2 separate regions of the Homo sapiens genome follow, and region 1 is linked to region 2. Evidence: chromatin contacts called from ENCODE Hi-C or POLR2A ChIA-PET data. All regions are on one chromosome and are shown on one strand. The core of a region is the stretch at or near the end of the contact, and the rest is flanking DNA. Distances in the headings are between cores, read along the strand shown.

Region 1 (5,759 bases), core at 1,283-3,782, 2.2 Mb before region 2:
TTAAAAAACACAAATTCAAAGATAAAATTAAGAATTTCAAGCATGGGATACTTCTGAGTGCCTGGCCCTTTCCACCAGAGTGATCAAAGCCTGCATTGACTGTCCACCCATGAAGCTAGTCCTGCTATCACATAGGGTTGTTGTGAGGAATGAATGAATACTTGTACAGGTTTAAGACTAATGCCTGGCACCTTTGAAGGACAATATAAGTGTTGGCTATTGTTTCTATCACTTCCATAGATGGAACACAGGTATTTTTCAAATATGCATTTGTTCAGCAAACACTTATTATTCTGTGCCAGGTACTGACACATTTCATTTTATCTTTTTAATTTTTTCCTTGATTCTGCATTAAAGGAAAGAAATTCTAGCAGGGAAGAACTTTTATTATTTGCTTACTCCTGCCACGAAATATCTAAGAGGCCTCCAGGAGACGCCATGCCTTGACTTTCAGTACTGACTGTCAATGAGTATGCAACTCAGCATCCACTGATGTGTGGAAAAGTCTCGGGAAAAGGTGTCAAGCTAGAGGGCAGTAGATTCCCGGCCTGCCCAGGCTCTCATCATCCTCTAATGCTATTTTCCACTGCCAGGATCTCAAAACGAGTCAGCCTTTCAACTTTACTCAGTAATTATTCTTGACCACTGAAAATCTCACAATTCACTACCTGGGGTCAGTGCATCTACAGCAAAGGTACCAGTGGATGGGGAGGAATCAGGAAGCCTCGAGTGTGTGCTATGATGCTCCTTGGAAGGCACCACAACCTTTCCTCAGCTCTGTCCCAGCATTTTCTATGAAGTTGGCAATGTTCTATTATGTGCTATCTCATACAGTAGCCACTGGCCACACACAGGCTACTGAGCATTTAAAATGTGGCCGCTGTAATCGAGGAACAAGTTTTTTTTTTTTTTTTTTTTTTTGAGACAGAGTCTCGCTCTGTCACCCAGGCTGGAGTGCAGTGGCGCGATCTCGGCTCACTGCAACCTCTGCCTCCCAGGTTCAAGCGATTCTCCTGCCTCAGCCTCCTGAGTAGCTGGGACTACAGGTGCATGCCAACACACCCAGCTAATTTTTTGTATTTTTAGTAGAGACGGGGTTTCACCATGTTGGCCAGGATGGTCTCGATCTCTTGACCTCGTGATCCACCCGCTTCGGCCTCCCAAAGTGCTGGGATTACAGGCGTGAGCCACCGCTCCCGGCCGAGGAACTCAATTTTTAATTCAATTTAAAAGTACTGAATTTCAATTGATTCAGTTAGAAATTGAGGAATCCGGCCGGGCGCGGTGGCTCAAGCCTGTAGTCCCAGTACTTTACGAGGCCGAGGCAGGTGTATCACAAGGTCAGGAGTTCAAGACCAGCCTGGCCAAGATGGTGAAACCCCGTTTCTACTAAAAATATGGGAGGGGGGTGGGGGCGGGGAACTTAGCCGAGCGTGGTGGTGGGCACCTGTAATCCCAGCTACTCGGGAGGCTGAGGCGGGAGGGAGGATCGCTTGAACCCGGGAGGCAGAGGGTGCAGTGAGCCGAGATCGCACCACTGCACTCCAGCCTGGGCGACAGAGCAAGACCCGGTCTCAAAAAAATAAAAATAAATAAAAACAAAAACACACACACAAAAACATATGCGTGCTGTTGTATTGGATAGCACAGCTCTGGATGTCTGGCGTTAGAGGGCTAAGTTACTTAACTCTTACTATCACTGATATGCTGGCACTCTGTTCATTACAAGGGCTGAAAAGGTCTTTAAGAGATCATCGGGTGACTTTAAAATCCCCATCTCACAGGCAGAGGTGAGCGGAGGCGCCGCTGGTCCGCTGCGCGCAGGGCCCACGCCCTCCCAACACCCGCCGGCGCTCCACTCCCGCACTGAACGGCTGAAAAGCAGAACAGTGCTGGCTCCGTTTCGTGTGTGGAGTTACTACAGAGTTCCGAAGCCCGGACGCGCACACGTCCTTCACCTAGTTAGTGGGAGAGCATAGAGGCGCGGGTGCGGGAGCGCGCTCAGGCACGCGGGGCTGCGGGGGGCGGTCTCGGCTGGGCCGCCGGAGTAAAGACCCAGGCGCAGCCAGGCGCCGCCCGCCCGCCAACAGCTCGCGTAACCTCCCGGAACGGCCAGTGCCCTCCCAGCCCGGCCCCCACCGCGCCCGCGCCGGCGGCCAGCGGGGACACGCGAGTCCGCCGCGGGACAGACCCGGCCCGAGCCTACCTGCGCGCGCCGTGCCGTCCCCGCTGTCCCCGCCGCCCAGCCCCGCGGCCGCGCGCAGCGCGCTCCCGCAGCTCGCCGACAGGTTCCCGGTGGCCCTGCGTGCCAGGGTCAGGATGGGCGCCGACCAGCCCTCGGCCGCCCGCGGCCTCGTTGCGCTCCGCAGGTCGCCTGGGCCGGGCAGCTGGCTTCGGTCCACGATCTCAAACTCTTCTCCCGGCTCAAGCGCTGACCCGGGCCCCGGCCCCGGCTCCAGCTCCGGCTCCAGCTCCCGCCCCCGCCCAGCAGCGCAGCCGCCTTCCCGGTCGGCCATCTTGGCCGTGTCATGTGACCCAGCGGGCGGGCGGGCGCGGGGTGGGGGCGGGCGGGCATCGCCTTTGCCTTAGGTGGGGGAGATTTTTCTCCCTCTTCACCGCCTCGCCTTCCCTCTGTTTCGAAAGGTTCGGGAAAGTCCAAGTCATAACATAAAAAGTGTGCGTATTCCCGGCCGCCGGCAGGACCTGTTCGCGGGGAAGTTCCTCTTGAACTTTCTCCGAGGACAGTTGTGCACCCTGCCCGGCGCTTCACGGGGTTCCCTGGCCGTCGTTGTCTTTGTGACACCATTTCCTCTTTTAAATTTTCATTTCATGGTCTATATTTTCCACTTCGTCATTTTTCTGTAGCACTCATTAGAACAAGCCCCGAAAGGGCGACTAAGGAAACGCACAGGCGAGGCAGGAAAGCAGGAATTTTTTTTTTTTTTTAATCTAATGACTATGACGGCTTGGCAAGAAAGAGTGCACGATAGTGGACTGGAAATCAGAGGTGGCTTCTCCTATTGATTAGTTAAGTGGGATAACAAAAACCGACCTCATTATTAAATAAGATTTGCAGTAAGGACCACATGGCAGATGTTAGCGATTGTGACTACTATCTCTGGTATCCAACTGTGTGGCCTGGGTAAGTCACTATACACTCAGTCTGTTTCTTCACTTGGAAAAGAAAGGAATTTGAGTAAGTACAAAGGAAAATTTTGGCCGGGCGCGGTGGCTCACGCCTGTAATCCCAGCACTTCGGAAGGCCCAGGCGGGCCTTTAGTAGGACGAAACCCCGTCTCTACTAAAATACCAAAACAACAACAACAACAACAACAAAAAACCAGCCAGATGTCGTGGCGGGACAGCTCTACTCCTAGCTCCTTGGGGGGCTGAGAGTGGGAGGATCGCTTGAGCCCGGGAGGTCGATCCCACAGTGAGCGGAGATCATGGCCACTGCACTCCAGGCTGGGCGACAAAGTGAGACCCTGTCTCAGAAAAAACACTAAAATTTACTAGCACTTAACACTTTGCAAAGTGAGGCAACATGAGCCACACCAAACCAGCAGAGCTGTTTTGATTCCCAGAATGTTTACAAATCTTAAAACTTGTTGCCAATATTTAGAAATCAAAAGATTTCACATAAGAATCTGGATTTTAGCTTTCTCTGGAATCACTGGAATATTTGGTAACTCATGGCATATTCCCAGATGGCAACAAACTGTTGGGAATAAACTGTGCTGCCCCTTTAGACGCCCAGCTGCTCCCTGGACCTGTCTTGGTCCAGCCCACTTCACTAGGTTGCATGATATGTCTGGTCCCTGAAAGGCCAGTTCTCAGTGAAGGGATACCACTTCATCTAGGAGTGTTTTGGGAATTTGTGGAGTTGGTGTTTGAGTTGTGTAATGACTGAGGGCATACTACCAGTCTTTTTTGTTTGTTTGTTTTCGTACGGAGTCTCGCTCAGTCGCCCAGGCTGGAGTGCAGTGGCGCGATCTCGGTTCACTGCAAGCTCCACCTCCCGGGTTCACGCCATTCTCCTGCCTCAGCCTCCCGAGTAGCTGGGACTACAGGTGCCCGCCACCACGCCCGGCTAATTTTTTTTTTTTTTTGTATTTTTAGTAGAAACGGGGTTTCACCGTGTTAGCCAGGATGGTCTTGATCTCCTGACCTCGTGATCCGCCAGCCTCGGCCTCCCAAAGTGCTGGGATTAGAGGCGTGAGCCACCACGCCCGGCCTGGTCTTGTTTGTTTGTTTGTTTTTGAGGCCAAGTCCTGCTCTGTCACCAAGCTGGAGTGCAGTGGCGCAATCTCGGCTCACTGTAACCTCTGCCTACCGGGTTCAAGCGATTTTCCTGCCTCAGCCTCCCAAGTAGCTGGGACTGCAGGGGCGTGGCGCCACACTTGGCTAATTTTTGTACTTTTAGTAGAGACGGGGTTTCACCATGTTCGCCAGGATAGTCTCGATCTCTCGACCTCGTGATTCCCCCGCCTCGGCCTCTCAAAGTGTTGAGATTACAGGCGTGAGCCACTGAGCCCGGCCCTACTAGTCTTTACTGGATGCATAGACAGGGATGAAGATAGTCTAGAATAACAGCATTGTCCCGAATCCTTCATGACTTTCCAATGCTACTGGACATTTATGTAGGTGAAAAGTTTGTTTATAATGATCAGGGCGTGGAACCGAATTCCATTTTGTATAAAAACATTAACTCTTTTTTGGGGGAACAGTTTCAACATTTATCAGGCAAGGTTATTCTTCAGTAACAACCCCCAAATCTCAATGGCTTAACCTAAAAGCTGGTTTCTCATCATGCTACATGTCAATGTAGATGGGGTGAGTACTCTGCCCAACTCATTGTAGTCTCTCAGGACCCAGCCTGTTGGGAGTTTTGCATAAATATTACATGCTCCAGTCCTGCATGACAAAGGTCACTTATGCACATTTCATTGGTGAAAGCAAATCACATGGCCACGTTTAATTTCTAGGGAGTTGGGAAGTTCAGACCTATTTCTGTCTGGGAAAACCACAACTGGGAATCTTTGTGAGCAGTGTAATGACTACCATAAGTGTACCCTAAATTTTCCTGGAACGTAGCTAAATTGATTTGTTCAGAATTACACGTGCAAATGTCTATGTTATTTCAGTGGTAGTTGTGCCTCGTTTACATATTGAAATATATCTCATTTTATAGTGCTTCGCTTTATTGCTTTTTTAACAAATTAAAGTTTTTGGCAGCCGGGCACGGTGGCTCACGCCTGTAATCCCAGCACTCTGGGAGGCACAGGTGGGTGGATCACCTGAGATCAGGAGTTCGTGACCAGCGTGGCCGACATGGCGAAACCCCGTCTCTACTAAAAACACAAAAATTAGCCAGGCGTGGTGGTGGGAGCCTATAATCCCAGCTACTCTGGAGGCTGAGGCAGGAGAATCGCTTGAACCTGGGAGGCAGAGGTTGCAGTGAGCCGAGATCGAACCACTGCACTCCAGCCTGGGCGACAAGTGCAAAAAAAACTGCGTCTCAAAAAAAGAAAAAGTTGCTGTTGGCAACCCAACAGCACGTGCTTATTTTGTGCCTCTGTTTCACATTTTCGTAATTCTCAAAATATTCTAAACTTTTAAACTACCCTTACATCTGTTATATGATTTGTGATCTGTGATCTTTGGTGTTACTATTATTAATTGTTTTGGGGCACCACAAACTGCACCCATATAAGATGGTAAACTTAATTGATAAATGTTGTATGTGTTCTTACTGCTCC
Region 2 (5,865 bases), core at 731-3,230:
ACGCACTTGGATCCCTCTGTCTCCTCCTGCCAAAGGTGATTGCTGCAGGATCTGACTTTTTGTGTCTGTCTGAAAATTTTTACCACAGGGATATGTATCTCTACATACATTGTATTGTTTTGAATTTCTGAAGACTAAGTGGTACATGGACGTATTCCTCAACTTTTGCAATTCAGCATGGTTGGTGAGTCTTTGGATTACATGTGGCTCAAGATGGGTGTTTCTCACTGTGAGGTATGAACAGACTCCAGTTTCTCCATTCTGCTGCTGATTGGAGGTGGTTTAGGGCTTTTGCTCTGCTACATGATACTGCTCTAAGCACTCCTGGATGTGTCTTATTTATTTATTTATTTATTTATTTATTTTTGAGACAGAGTCTTAAACTCTGTTGCCCAGGCTGGAGTGCAGTGGCACAGTCTTGGCTCACTGCAACCTCTGCTTCCTGGGTTCAAGCGATTCTCCTGCCTCAGCCTCCCGAGTAGCTGGGACTACAGGTGTGCACCACCATGCCTGGCTAATTTTTGTATTTTTAGTAGAGAAAGGGTTTCATCACGTTGGCCAGGCTGGTCTCGAACTCCTGACCTCAAGTGATCCACCCGTCTCAGCTTCCCAAACTGCTGGGATTACAGGCGTGAGCCACCGCACCCAGCCCATTTTCAGTTTTACTAGAGGGTGCCTCGCTGCTCTCCAAATCGGGCCGTGACCACAGTGGGGTGGCACCTGCCGAGATCCCCTCTGTCCCTCAGCACCTGATATAGTCAGAGCTTTCCATTTTTGACAGGTGGATGCAAAAGCTTTCGTTTGTTTCTCTGCTAGCCATGTTGGGATGTGTGTGCGTTTATTGGCATCTGTGTTTCTGTGTGGTGGTTTAGTCCGGGCCCTTTCTTCCGGCCGTGTAGGAGTGCCTGTGCGGGGCTCCTCTGGTGATATGCCCTTGGCGCATACCTTCCAGTGTGCCTGGGGGCTTTTGCTTTTCAATGACGTCATTTGATATACAGCCTATAATTTAGTGTGATTTCATAATCTATTCTAAAGATTTTGTTTTTGCTTAAAAGCTTTAAAATTTTGCTTTTCAAATTTGGCATTTAATCGAAGTGGAGTTAAGCTGGCGTAGGGTGTGATGTAGGGAATCCATTTTTCCAATTGTCTCCAGCCAGTTCCAGCACCATTTACCGACCCCTGGGTCCTTCTGCACCCTCTGAGGCGCACACTCAGGTGGCCACGCCACATCTGCTCCTAACCCTGCCCCTCAGCTTCCTCCCCTCTCGGGCTGGAAGGCTATATACTTGGCTGAGCTCCCGGCTCCTTCCAGCTAGGGCGGCCGTGTGCCCACTGCGGCTGGTCAGATGCCCGAGCCTGCCGACGAGGGCCTCCAGTTCCTCTGGGTTTCCCCAGGTGAGGAGATCTAACAGCAGCTGGTGTGGCCGGGCCCGCTCCCGTCTTCCTGTCTGGAATGTGGAAGGGACCCCTGGCATGCAGAACCCCCCGTGTGACCACAAGGGCTGAGTGGAGCACCCGGAGCCTGGTGGAGGGAGAGTCCTTGGCGTGGCTGAGGTGCTGCCCAGCCCGGACTGCCAGCTGCAGGGGTTTTATGTTAAAAAAAAAAATGCCTATTTGTTCAAACTACTGTGAGTCATGTTTTCTGTTCTTTTGTGGCTAAAAGCAGCCCTGCCTTTATCCCCTCCGTGTGGTGAGTTTTCTGACATGTATAGGTCTGCTCCAGACTGCCGCTGATGGTCACAGTCCATTCTGTGCCACACACGGCATTAGGCACTGGGGATACAACAGAGGACAAAAGGGACAAAGATCTCTGTCCCCATGGAGCTCATAGTCTAGTGGAGAGATCGGGTGAAATAAGTATGTTACATAGTGCTTACATTGGTTTCCTAGGGCTGCCATAAAGGACCACAAACTGAGGGGCTTGAACAACAGAAAGTGATTGGCTCTCAGTTCTAGAGGCCGGAAGTCTCAAGTCAGGGTGTTGGCAGAGCTGCGCTGTCTCTGATGGCTGTAGAGGAGAGCCCTTCCCTTCCTGTTCCCGGCTTCTGGCCATTCTCAGCAGACGTGGGAGTTCCTTGGCTCGTAGACACACCACTCCAGTCTCCGATTCCATCATAACGTGGCCATCTTCAGATCATCTTTCCTCTGTATGTCTCCATAGCTCCAGTTTTTTCTTTTCTTACTTTTTTTTTTTTTAATAGAAATGGGGTCTTGCCATGCTGCCCAGGTTGATCTTGGAACTCCTGGGCTCAAGCGATCCACCCGCCTTGGCCTCCTAAAGTGCTGGGATTACAGGCATGAGTTACTGCGCCCGGCCCAAATTTTCTGTTTTTTGTTTTGTTTTTTTTGTTTTTCAAGACGGAGTCTTGCTCTGTCACCTGGGCTGGAGTGCAGTGACCTGATCTTAGCTCACTGCAACCTCCACCTCCTGGGTTCAAGCAATTCTTCTGCCTCAGCCTCCCGAGTAGCTGGGATTACAGGCATGCACCACCAGGATCGGCTAATTTTTTGTATTTTTAGTTGAGACGGGGTTTCTCCGTGTTGGTCAGGCTGGTCTCGAACTCCCAACCTCAGGTGATCTGCCTGCCTCGGCCTCCCAAAGTGCTGGGATTACAGGCACGAGCTACCATGCCTGGCCTAAGTTTTTAAACTTCTGTAGAAACAGGGTCTCACTGTGTTGCCCAGGTTCAAGCAATCCTCCTGAAGTGCAGGGATTACAGGCATGAGTGGCTGTGTCCAGCCTTTTTCTTTCTTTCTTTCTTTCTTTCTTTCTTTCTTTTCTTTCTTTCTTTCTTTCTTTCTTTCTTTCTTTCTTTCTTTCTTTCTTTCTTTCTTTCTTTCTTTCTCTTTCTTTCTTTCTTTCTTTCTTTCTTTCTTTCTTTCTTTCTTTCTTTCTTTCTTCCTTTCTTTCCTTTCTTTCCTTTCTTTCCTTTCTTTCTTTCCTTTCTTTCTTTCTTTTTTTTTTTTTTTCGAGACAGAGTCTTGCTCTGTCGCCCAGGCTGGAGTGCAGTGGCTCAGTCTAAGTTCACTGCAACCTCTGCCTCCTGTGTTCAAGTGATTCTCCTGCCTCAGCCTCCCAAGTAGCTGGGACTACAGGTGCGTGCCACCACACCCGGCTAATTTTTGTATTTTTAGTAGAGACGGGGTTTCACCATGTTGGCCAGGATGGTCTCAAACCCCTGATCTCGTGATGCACTCACCTCGGCCTCCCAAAGTGGTGCAATTACCAGCGTGAGCAACTGCACCTGGCCTCTTTTCTTATTTTAAATTAACTTTTTCCACGTGTTCTGATCCAGGCTCCTTTTCCAAATTAAAAGTGTATATTTAAACATTCCATCTTAGACAGTGTGATAGTCATGAGGTCATAGAAGTAGTTAAGAGGAAAGTTAATCTATAATGAAGATCAAGTTGAAGAGGAAAAGCATCTTTTCTGGAGCCCTAGTCTTTTGCAACATTTTACAAAACAATGTAGGTAAAGAAAAGGCTAATCTATAATCAGAGGAACAAAGGTTACAGCTGCCTAGGTTACAGCTGCCTACCACATGACTCAGCCTCCATAATCACATTCCTTTAAGGCTCAAAGTAATTTAAAGTTCCAACAACATTGATTCTGAATTACTTATTTTTGTAGACCCTTGCAAATGCACCCACAGGCAGCAGATTGCTGGGCACACAGCCATCTGGGGAGTGGACCTCCACTGTCGCTGGGCCCACTGGCATTGGGGACAGCATTTACATGGGAGAGAAATCAGCCACTGTGTATGCATTGTTGCAGGTTTTCTTTTGCTCACAGCCAAACCTAATCCTAACTCATACAAGTGGGAAGTTGTGATCAGAGGGAGAATCTAGTCTGTAGAAGCATTAAATGGTTAAGTTAGCAAATTGAGGAGAAACATCACAGGTTATTTATTTATTTAGAGACAGGGTCTGGCTCTGTCACCCAGGCTGGTGTGTAGTGGTGCCGTCTTGACTCACTGCAACCTCTGGCTGCTGGGTTCAAGTGATCCTTCCACCTCAGCCTCCTGAATAGCTGGGAATAGCTGGGACTACAGGTGCACACCACCATGCCCAGCTAGTTTTTGGCGGTATTTTTGGTATTTTGTTTTGTTTTGTTTTTTGAGATGAGTCTTACTCTGTTGCCTAGTCTCGAGTGCAGTGGTGCAATCTCACCTCACTGCAATCTCAGCCTCCTGAGAAGCTGGGATTACAGTCATATGCCACCATGCCTGGCTAATTTTTGTATTTTTAGTAGAGACAGGGTTTCACCATGTTGCCCAGGCTGGTCGTGAACTCCTGAGCTCAAGCAATCCTCCCGCCTCGGCCTCCCAAATTGCAAGGATTATAGGTGTGAGCCATTGCATCTGGCCAACAAATCAGTCAGCATAGGAGGAGCGGATCTTGTGGAGAGAGAAGGCGTTAGGAGGGAACTAGGCAAACCCTGGATTGACTTGTGTGAAGTCAGGTAGTGAAGATGACCAATATGTAATAAACTGGTGACTCTGGGCCACGTGCCATGCAATGGCACATCCTCATCATCACAGCTGATCTTGGGCACCACTACTTGGTAGAAATCTCCAGAAATCTGGAATCCTGGACCTGGATTCTCTTAGTATGCTGTAGGGGCTATTATATGTAGCCTGTCCTCACCATCATCCTGAAGGGGTAGAACAAGAAATCAACAGAATTTACTTGGAATTTTGGTTCCAAATGGCTGTTAATTAAAAAAAAAAAAAGTGCAATCTCCTGCTTTCCTGGTCTCTTAACTCTCCGATTCTTATATCCCATGTCTTTTGCACTTTCTGATTTTGAGGTATATCTCCTTTAGAAACTCTCCTATAGATGGTTTCGAGGTGGCCGTGGTTTGTCTGCCCCCTCCAAAACTCATGTTGAAACTTCATCTCCAGTGTGGCAGTACTGAGAGGGGAGGCTTTAAGAGGTGACTGGATCATGAGGGCTTTGCCCTCAAGAGATTAATCCACTCATGGATTAATGACTTCAGGGGTTAGTCGCTTAATGGGTTATCATGGGAGGAGAACCAGTGGCTTCATGAGAAGAGGAAGAGAGACCTGAACTAGCATGTGAGCACGCTCAGCCCCCACCCTGTGATGCCCTGTACCAGCTCCAGACTCTGCAGAGTCCCCACCAGCAAGACCTCACCACATGCAGCCCCTCGACCTTGGACTTCCCAGCCTCCAGAATTGCGAGATATTCCTTTTCTTTATAAATAACTCAGTTTCAGGTATTCAGAAAACAGACTAAGAGGCTGGGTGCGGTGGCTCATGTCTGTAATCCTAGCACTTTGGGAGGCTGAAGTGGTAGGATTGCTTGATCTCAGGAGTTCAAGACCAGCCTGGGCAACATTGTGAGACCCTGTCTCTACAAAAAAAAAGAAATTAGCTGGGCGTGGTGGTGCAACTCGGGAGGCCGAGGCACAAGGATTGCTTGAGCCTGAGAGGTTGAGGCTGCAGTGAGCTACGATCATGCTACTGCACTCTCGCCTGGAAATTTTTTTTTCTTTATTTTTTGAGACAGAGTCTCGCTCTGTCGCCCAGGCTGGAGTGCAGTGGTGCAATCTTGGCTCACTGCAAGCTCCGCCTCCCGGGTTCAAGCAGTTCTCCTGCCTCAGCTTCCTGTGTAGCTGGGATTACAGGCGCACGCCACCACGCCCGGCTAATTTTTTTTTTGTATTTTTAGTAGAGATGGGGTTTCACCATGTTGGTCAGGCTGGCCTTGAACTCCCGACCTTGTGATCTGCCCGCCTTGGCCTCCCAGAGTGTTGGGATTACAGGAGTGAACCACCGTGCCTGGCCTTTTTTTTCTTTTTGAGATGGAGCCTCCCTCTGTCACCCAGGTTGGAGTGCAGTG

Evidence for each region. Hi-C counts contacts between places; a loop is a spot of excess contacts on that map. ChIA-PET counts read pairs that join two places held with the same protein, here RNA polymerase II (POLR2A). Pooled maps may share reads with other maps.
Region 1: a loop to region 2 is called in a map of HepG2, with 12 times the contacts of the local background. The contact joins the promoter of RUFY1 here to the enhancer-like site in region 2. A Hi-C loop is called at or near these places in 1 of 168 maps with a recorded cell type or tissue (HepG2) and 2 of 50 pooled maps. POLR2A ChIA-PET finds 5 or more read pairs at or near these places in 1 of 52 experiments (GM10248).

What each region holds. Positions count from the first base shown.
Region 1 is chr5:179,547,327-179,553,085 of GRCh38, reverse strand. It overlaps RUFY1 (RUN and FYVE domain containing 1), which reads right to left and starts at 2,532. Exons shown (of 18, transcript NM_025158.5): 1 at 2,207-2,532. The coding sequence starts at 2,516. All of the region lies in intron 4 of LOC128966623 (a long non-coding RNA gene), which reads right to left. LOC105377762 (a long non-coding RNA gene) reads left to right here and starts at 2,582. Exons shown (of 4, transcript XR_941315.4): 1 at 2,582-3,142. RefSeq lists a silencer at 1,898-2,607.
Region 2 is chr5:177,323,851-177,329,715 of GRCh38, reverse strand. No RefSeq gene overlaps it. Among named protein-coding and RNA genes, the nearest start is that of MXD3, 15 kb to the right of the region's middle. RefSeq lists enhancers at 2,637-3,580, 5,138-5,638. Within about 2 kb of position 1,980, at least 12 of the 41 ENCODE cell types and tissues checked have a DNase peak (open chromatin) inside an H3K27ac peak, as active enhancers do.